2 separate regions of the Homo sapiens genome follow, and region 1 is linked to region 2. A link is an interaction called in ENCODE POLR2A ChIA-PET data of the cell type or tissue named here. Cell type or tissue: PC-3. All regions are shown on one strand.

Region 1 (4,000 bases), 690 kb before region 2:
CTTTATCAATGTCAACTCTCAAAACACTGATCAAAGTAAAAAGGAATAGATATTCAATGATAAAACTCTAAGTAAAAATCAAAGTTGTGGTATTATCACTAGCTAAAAGGAGACCAAACAACAAAAAAAGTGTCCTTACTTTTTTTATTAAAAATAATTCTGATGACATGAGTTATGGCAATGCACAAATAACTTATACACTAAGTAAAACTCCCAACTCACTAATCAGTGACTGGTTTACACATGTCTTCTCTAAAAACCTGTCCACCTTCACCTATTGAGAACTTTGAATTCTTACATAGTATCCGGCAAAAATCATTATCATCTGGTTGTGTTATAAAAGTAACAGTGGTAAGAGAACTTTCTACTATTTGTTTCAACTTCTTAGAAATGATTAAAGGAGAATTCTAGCATTAGAATAAATACAATTACTCTGACCCTAGGAATATACTCTGAAATGTTAGTCTACCTACCTTTGTGCCTCAAGGCTGAATCTAATTAATGTCTGGAAAATGTTTTCAATTAAGTTTACATGGCTGTCCGTAACTGGATGAAAAACTTGGAAGCTGGCTAAAGATACCAAGAGAGCTGACTGAACATAGTTGAGCACTGTTCCTTAACAAGTCTATGATTTTAGTAAAAAAATGCAGTCAGTTCTGTCTAATATAGTCTATTATACTAAGGGTTCAACTATCATTTTATGTTGTTTGTGAAGCTTTGTATTTAGTTACATAAACTTAATAAGGTTTATTCTGATAAAAGTGAAATTTATTTTTAAATAAATTACAAATTAGTCCCTAACTAATCCTGCCATGTAATCTAACTTACAGAAATTTAGACTGAACTATTTGACAGTTCTCTACGGTTTCTAAATCCACGTTATTCTGAGAAGACTGTAATTAACATTTTTGGCAATTCAACACATTTATAAATCTTAAAGAAAAAGTTACCAAAAACTAGGTTTAATTTATGGTCCAAAAAGCGTTAATAAATTATACCTACAGAGAATAGTGTTAGGTTTTACTCAACTTGCTAAAACTGAAATTAAAAAACAACACACTGGGCCCAGCTTCTTGTATAAGCATAAATAAATAAAGGGTCTAGACACTGATCTGTGTACTTTTACAGAATCACATCACACATATTAATAACAATCATAATAGCAGTAGGTATTATTGCTGTTAAATGCCTTCCAAAGTGTTCACATTTTCCTTAATTATATCACCAGTAAAATTATATCTCCAGTTGAATAACCAAACTTTGAAATGATTTTTTGAAATCAGTATCCAAAGACATACCAGAATTCTGGTATGATACAGCTAAGAATGGAGTTTAACAGTTGATCTAAGAAAAGTTATATAAAAATAAAATTATTAAGAAGTTGTTATGATTCCTTTCATCTGATCATTATTAAATACGGATAGAAGTAGTTTAAAATCATGGTGCTATTATGCTACAATGACAAAAAACAGAGTGCACTCTTCAACTGCCCAAACCACTTCCTTCCAAGAGGAAAATGAGACCTTTATCATGTTTACCTCTAATGCAACAGCTGCATCTATATGAAATCATATTTAAGATTACTCAAGTTCTTAGTTATGACAAAAATGAATCTTCTGAATCTTTTATCCTTAAAAAATGTAATATAAATTTGAAAAAGCACTTCTTGTCATTGAAGCAAGAATATAGCATTTAGCTATATATTCTACAAAGTTTTAGGGTGCTTAGCTAGTTGCTCAAAATGTTTTCATGCACTCCTCAGATTTACTCTAAAATGAGATTAGAAGGCGAATTTCAGAGGATTTATCATCCATGCCTCTTTGAAAAGAGCTCATGTGCTTTATTTCTTAATGGAATTTTTTCCCCATTTAAAGTTTTCTATTTTATTCTATAAAATATATATAATCAGAATTATGTAAGCTCCTAAGCTTAAAAATAAAATATTGAAACTTACATGCACTGGTATATGTCTACATGGACACCAGTTCTGAACAACAAAAAGGCCATTCTGACTTGCCACTGAGTCACTAGGATACCTGACAAAGCATTATACACTCAGTGTTCAACTTATGGAAAGATATACAAATGGTTTTTAATAAATCAGTAACCTTTATCCTATAACATCATATTTCATAGCCCAGTAAATCACATGCAACTCAAGATAAAACAATACACTTATACACTGAGATGTGAATGTGTCCCAGAAATACATGAGTAATTCTGAAACAGGCAGTATTAGCACAACTATGAACACAGATTTGTAGAACTATACTTCAGCCAGGAGGAAAAGAAATAGACTAATTTTTCAAGATTCCCTCTTGTCCTAATTGAAAAAGGAATAAAGATACATACAATGATTCAGAAAATAATCAGTGCTAAGCATTCCCTTTATGTTTATATGATCATCATAGGTAACGATCCAGAAAATAATCAGTGCTAAGCATTCCCTTTACCTGTATATGATCATTGCAGGTAACTATAATTGACCAACTATGACAGAATAAATCCTGTTGGCCATTACATAATCAACCACAAGTCAACATGACTTTTTGTACCCCTCCTCCTCTACTCTGTCTGCAAAATCTCATTCTGTGAAACTCATCACCACAATGAAGTCAGACTCCCTATAAATCTTCTGAGAATACAATTGTTCAAAGGCATCTGACTATGAGGAATTCTCCATTATTTTACCACACTTGCTTTAGGTTGTAAACCATATGGAGTATATTATACTTATACCACCTAATTTTCAGTAACTTCAGAAGGCAATTCTAAATTTTTAATGCAGCCTGTAATGCACATGTTTTGAACAAGGTTTTCTTAGTAATTCTTGCTTCTATACTGGTTCAAAGCAGCTAAAATTAGCTTTTATAAATCTTTTTCTAATCTGAATCCCAGTATTTTCCTATCCAAGTTCCTGGGCAACAGGTAGGGTGTGCAAGTCTTAGTAAATGACACTCTGCTCACCTGTTATAGCAAAGGGTGTTTATATTAAAGCAGGTGCTCTTCTGTCCTCTGAGAGCTATCGGCTAGACTCATTCTCTAATATGCAATAGTGCCTTAAAAACCTGGGTCACTCAAGATTAGGACATTTCACATCTTTTTTTCCCACATAGAATACGTTTTAAATTTAATAATATTGACTCTAAGTAAAAACTAATGAGAAGAATATACTTGAAAACACTGCATTGGTTTTCAGATGATAAAAGACAAAAAATGCAAATGAACAATGGTGTCCAGAAAAAATTCCAGGAAACAGAAAAAGGATCCTATAACCCTCCATTTTTCCAACACCATATTAAACATAAGACAATGTCACCTTTGCCTACTATCTTGAAGAAGTCCAATATTCTGTGAATTGTGATCATACATCCTGAAACCAGGTTAAGGAAAAAGTGTTTGAAGAGATAAAAATCCAGATTCCACTAGGAATTCTCCCTTCTCCCAACAAGAGATAAGACTCAGAAAGTTTGTAACCAAAAAAATAAACAAACTTTGTATCCTTGTAGTTAATGGTACTGACTTTGAGTTGGTTTTGTTGTTGTTATTATGGTCAGCAAGAAAATAAATTACATTCTTTTTTTTTTTTTTTTTGAAGAGACGAGGTGCAGTGGTAATTCACTAGCATGATCCCACAAACAGACCAGCATGGGGGTTGTGACTTGCTGTTTCTGACCTGTTCTGGTTCACCTCTCCTTAAGCTATCTGGCATCCTGAGAGGTCACCATATTCATGCCAAACTTAGTGTGGACATCCAAGCAGCATAGTGCACTACAACCCACAACTCCTGGGCAAAGGGATCTCTCCACCTAATCTTGACCTCTCCACCTCAGCCTCCCAAACAGCTGAGACTACTGGCACACACCTGTACATTCTATTACCAATAATGTTAAATGTTAAAAAAAGAAAAAACTTAAAAACATAAACAAGGTAGAAAATTACAGCAAAGCAGAAATTCAATCTAAAATCTTAAGCCCTCCATCTTTATATAAGGCAGTAA
Region 2 (4,000 bases):
CAGCAGCAGGCTAAGGATGGGGCCATCAGGATGAACAGCTTCCAGATGATAACAGGCAGCTCTGCAAAACAGCAGATACTACGAGCATTCACCAAAAGCAGCATTCACCAAAGGCCCAGCATGAGAATAGGATGTCCTTTTTCCCTAATGTTACAAGGACACATAAACAACACATCTCCCTCCATATATTTGGACTCCCTGCTAAGGGGCAAGGGGCCCTGAGAGCTCAAGCATTTTTATCAAAATGAGGTACTATTACCCGACTTTTAAAAATTTTGCAAATAATATCAATATTAAATCAGAATGCAAATTTAGTTAATTTTTAAACACACAGTGGCTAGGGTTATGAGTAAAACGATATTAATTTCAGACAAAATTACAGAGCTACATTTTTCTGCCACATCTCCATATATGACATCTCTACATTTGTATGATTTATTTTTTTTTTGAGACAGAGTTTCACTCTTGTTGCCCAGGCTGGAGTGCAATGGCGTAATCTTGGCTCACTGCAACCTCCGCCTCCTGGGTTCAAGTGATTCTCCTGTCTCAGCCTCCCGAGTAGCTAGGATTACAGGCACTTGCCACCACGCCTGGCTAATTTTTGGCATTTTTAGTAGAAACAGGGTTTCACCATGTTGGCCAGGCTGGTCTCAAACTCCTGACCTCAGGTGATCTGCCTGCCTCGGCCCCCCAAAGTGCTGGGATTACAGGGGTGAGCCACCACGCCAGGCCTTGTATGATCTTTTATTTAAATTGGCTAAAATTCCATCTAGTTACTTTTTTTCTTCGCCCAGGCTGGAGTGCAGTGGTGTGACCTTGGCTCACTGCAACCTCCACCTCCTGGGTTCAAGCAATTCTCCTGCCTCAGCCTGCCGAGCAGCTGGGATTACAGGCGCCCGCCACCACGCCCAGTTAATTTTTTGTATTTTTAGTAGATACGGGGTCTCACCATGTTGGCCAGGCTGGTCTCGAACTCCTGACCTCAAGTGATCTGCCTGCCTCAGTCTCCCAAAGTGCTGGGATTACAGGTGTGAGTCATTGTGCCCGGCTCCATCTAGTTACATTCAAATCTAGTTAGTTCTCTTCCTCGTACATTTATAATATTGAATGGAAGATAAAACTAAAGATATAGTGGAAAATTGTTTTATTCCAAGTTTCACTGTTTCAGTGTTCCTGAGACCTCCAAGTAGGGCTTGAGAATGTAAGTTTTATGCAGCACTCCTTTATGCACCACTCAGATCATGAAGTGTGTAATAAATTGTTTGATTCTTTGTGCGTGGTCCAGAGACCTGCCTTCAGTAAACCTTTTAAGTAATTTCACAAGTTTGGTAAGGGGAGGCTAGAGGAGACAGAGATCCAGAAATAAAGTTTCTTTTTTCTGCTTCTGTGCAAAATTCCTGGCCCCTAGATGTCAGAAAGGAGAGGGCATTTTGAGTAGGTTTGGAGTAAGAGTTGAGACACTAAGACAGACCCTGCAATACCCTGGTCATCATTGCATCCTCTGTTTCAGGGCAGTCATTTGGAATGAATAAAAAGACAACTGACTGAGTAGCAGAAAGAGGGGTCTTCGCATCCCAAACCAGTGCCCGTGATAGGTAGGTGATGAAAGGCCCACAAATGTGTAAACACAGATGCTGACATGGAGATGCTGAGTCATGACTCAATGACTGTGATGTTATTATCTATTTTGCTGACTCATTGGGGCTAGTTGTTCTATAGTTTTACCTGTCCCATTGGCCGGGGGTTTATCAATATATGACTTGCTCTGAAAGAATTCCTAAAATTATTCTGTAGCAGAGGGATATGATGGGAGGAAAAAAAGTTTTCTTTCTGGCAGAGACTCAATGGCTGTACTCTAAGTAAGGAGGAAAGATCAGTATGGATGTATCATTTTAGCTCATATATTTCATATCTCACTCATTCTTGAATCAAAAGTATAACTTACAGAGAAACTCTGGATGAGTATGTCAGAATCTCACAGAGTGAAACTGAGGAGGTGTGGTAGATGTTGCTAATTCCAGTCTTCTACTGTAGGAGAAACTGTTCCTGTCTCCATGGCCTCCACCTCACATAGGACTTTCTCCTACCAGCCCTGCCTGGGAGGAGTGGTAGGAGTCCAGTCCCTTAGGAGGGCATGTGTTCTTCTCCAGATCAAGGGCTTTCTTTGTTACAAGGGAACCTGATGCTTGACTCATGTGGTTTATATCCAGTTTAACTCTCGGGATCACCTACGACAAGTTTTCCCCCAATCCAAACAGAACCCTTGTCATCACCTGTATTCTCTTCACTACGTTCAACTGTTATCTCTGGTGACTCTTACTACAATCTGTCCAAATTTGGCTAACATTCTAGTAGAAGTCTGTTTTCTGACTTGTAATTTTCTTGCTTTGAAATTTGTCTGTACTCCGTTAAATTCTATCTTAACTGCCACCACTAGAAAAAAAAAAAAAACTATTTCAAAAATAGTACAAAAGCTTTGGGAAAGTGTCAGAAATGTTTATAATTAAATTTGGCCTGATACGATGCTAACTTAATATTAGATTCACCACAAGCTATAAGGAATGAATGAACAAAATAAATAAAATTTTAAACTGATATAACTGAAAGCAAGAAAGATGGGCTCTTTCTTAAAAGAAGAGGTATGACAATCATTTCTTACCTCCTTTCAGTTAATGACAGTCTATCCAATTTCTTAAATAGCTCTAAAAATGTATTTCCACCTCTACATTTCTACCATCACTTTTAGTTAAGATTTCATTATCTCTTGCCTGCATTCTTATGAGATAAAAAAAAGTAGAGAGTAAAGGGAAAGAGACCAGTTATTGGAGGCTTACTATGTGTTGGGCAGTTTGGTATACGGAGATAAAGGAATGAATAAGACACAGCCCTTGTCCTTAAGGAGCTCATAGTCTTAAGGGGAGATACATGCAAACAAGTAATTGTTTTACAGTGTGATTAAGATGACAATAGTGACAGTATGAGATAAAGCATTAGCACTGAGGAAGAAATAACTAAGTCCTGTCTAGGGGTGTTAGAGAATCCCTTCCAGAAGTCATGCCTGAACTGGCAGTTAAGGGAGTAGGGCAAGGCAACCCAGGAAGAAGGCACAGACAGATACTTGGCCTGCTGCAGATGATCCAGGCTGTGCCTGTCTTCTCCATCCTTTATCTCACATACGTGAGCTTGGGCAACCTCAAAATGCTTATGGCTTTCCCAGAGATTCCATGTGGTTTCATGCCTTTGTACTTTTGTGTGTTTTGCTCTCTTCATTTTCTACCTTTTCCTGTAAGTAGTGATAGTTAGGGAAAGTTTTGAACAAAGGAGGAACATGATCAAGCTTCTATTTTAGAAATAGAGAAAGCTTGATTTTAGAAATCAAGCTTCTATTTTTGTGGTTTTGTTGGGGATGAATTGAAAGAGAAAAAGACGATAGTTAGAGAAACGAATCACAATCCTGCTACAAGAGTTAATGAGATGCTAGACTAAGGAAGTTGCGGTGGAAAGGAAAGAACTGCGTGGATATGAGAGATGATAAAAGGTGGATTCAAAGAGACTTGATGATTTATTGCGTGGGATGAGTAGGGCAAAGGAAGAACAGCATGGAGTGAGAAGAATCTATGATGAACCTTAGTCTCTGTCCTAAGACGTTGGGTGCTTGGTGTTGCCACCAACCAAAGTCAGAAATAGCAGATGAAGAACATATACTGGGGGAATGTTAATTTCATTTTTTGACATAAATGGTCATGTAGGTGACTTGGTTAGAGGTGACAGGAAGTAGCTGGATTTGTGGCTAGAGTTCAGGAAAGAGCTCTGGGGTAGGGATTTATATTGGGAGGCTTCATCAAATAAGGCGTAGTTTAAATAAAGGGAATGCATTTAAAAAGTAGAGAAAATATGGGTGAAACTCCTGGTTTGTGACTGAGGTGACTGATTGACATAGTTGACTTCTACGGGGAGGGACTCACTGCTATTGTAGAATGTTTTTTAGGAGTAGCCCAGC

Evidence for each region. Peaks named below come from ENCODE experiments on the same cell type or tissue, not always from the same donor. Only the 100,000 strongest peaks of a DNase experiment are listed, where the experiment ranks them.
Region 1: POLR2A ChIA-PET joins it to region 2 with 5 read pairs; 1 of 35 experiments calls an interaction of 5 or more read pairs at or near these places.

Annotation. Positions count from the first base shown.
Region 1 is chr6:104,827,182-104,831,181 of GRCh38, forward strand. All of the region lies in intron 6 of HACE1 (HECT domain and ankyrin repeat containing E3 ubiquitin protein ligase 1), which reads right to left. Among named protein-coding and RNA genes, the nearest start is that of HACE1, 31 kb to the right of the region's middle. In PC-3, no CTCF peak of the experiment used is centred here; no DNase peak of the experiment used is centred here; H3K27ac peaks cover 1,418 bases.
Region 2 is chr6:105,521,184-105,525,183 of GRCh38, forward strand. No RefSeq gene overlaps it. Among named protein-coding and RNA genes, the nearest start is that of LINC02836, 110 kb to the right of the region's middle. RefSeq lists an enhancer at 692-1,891. In PC-3, no CTCF peak of the experiment used is centred here; a DNase peak (open chromatin) is centred at 1,678; H3K27ac peaks cover 621 bases.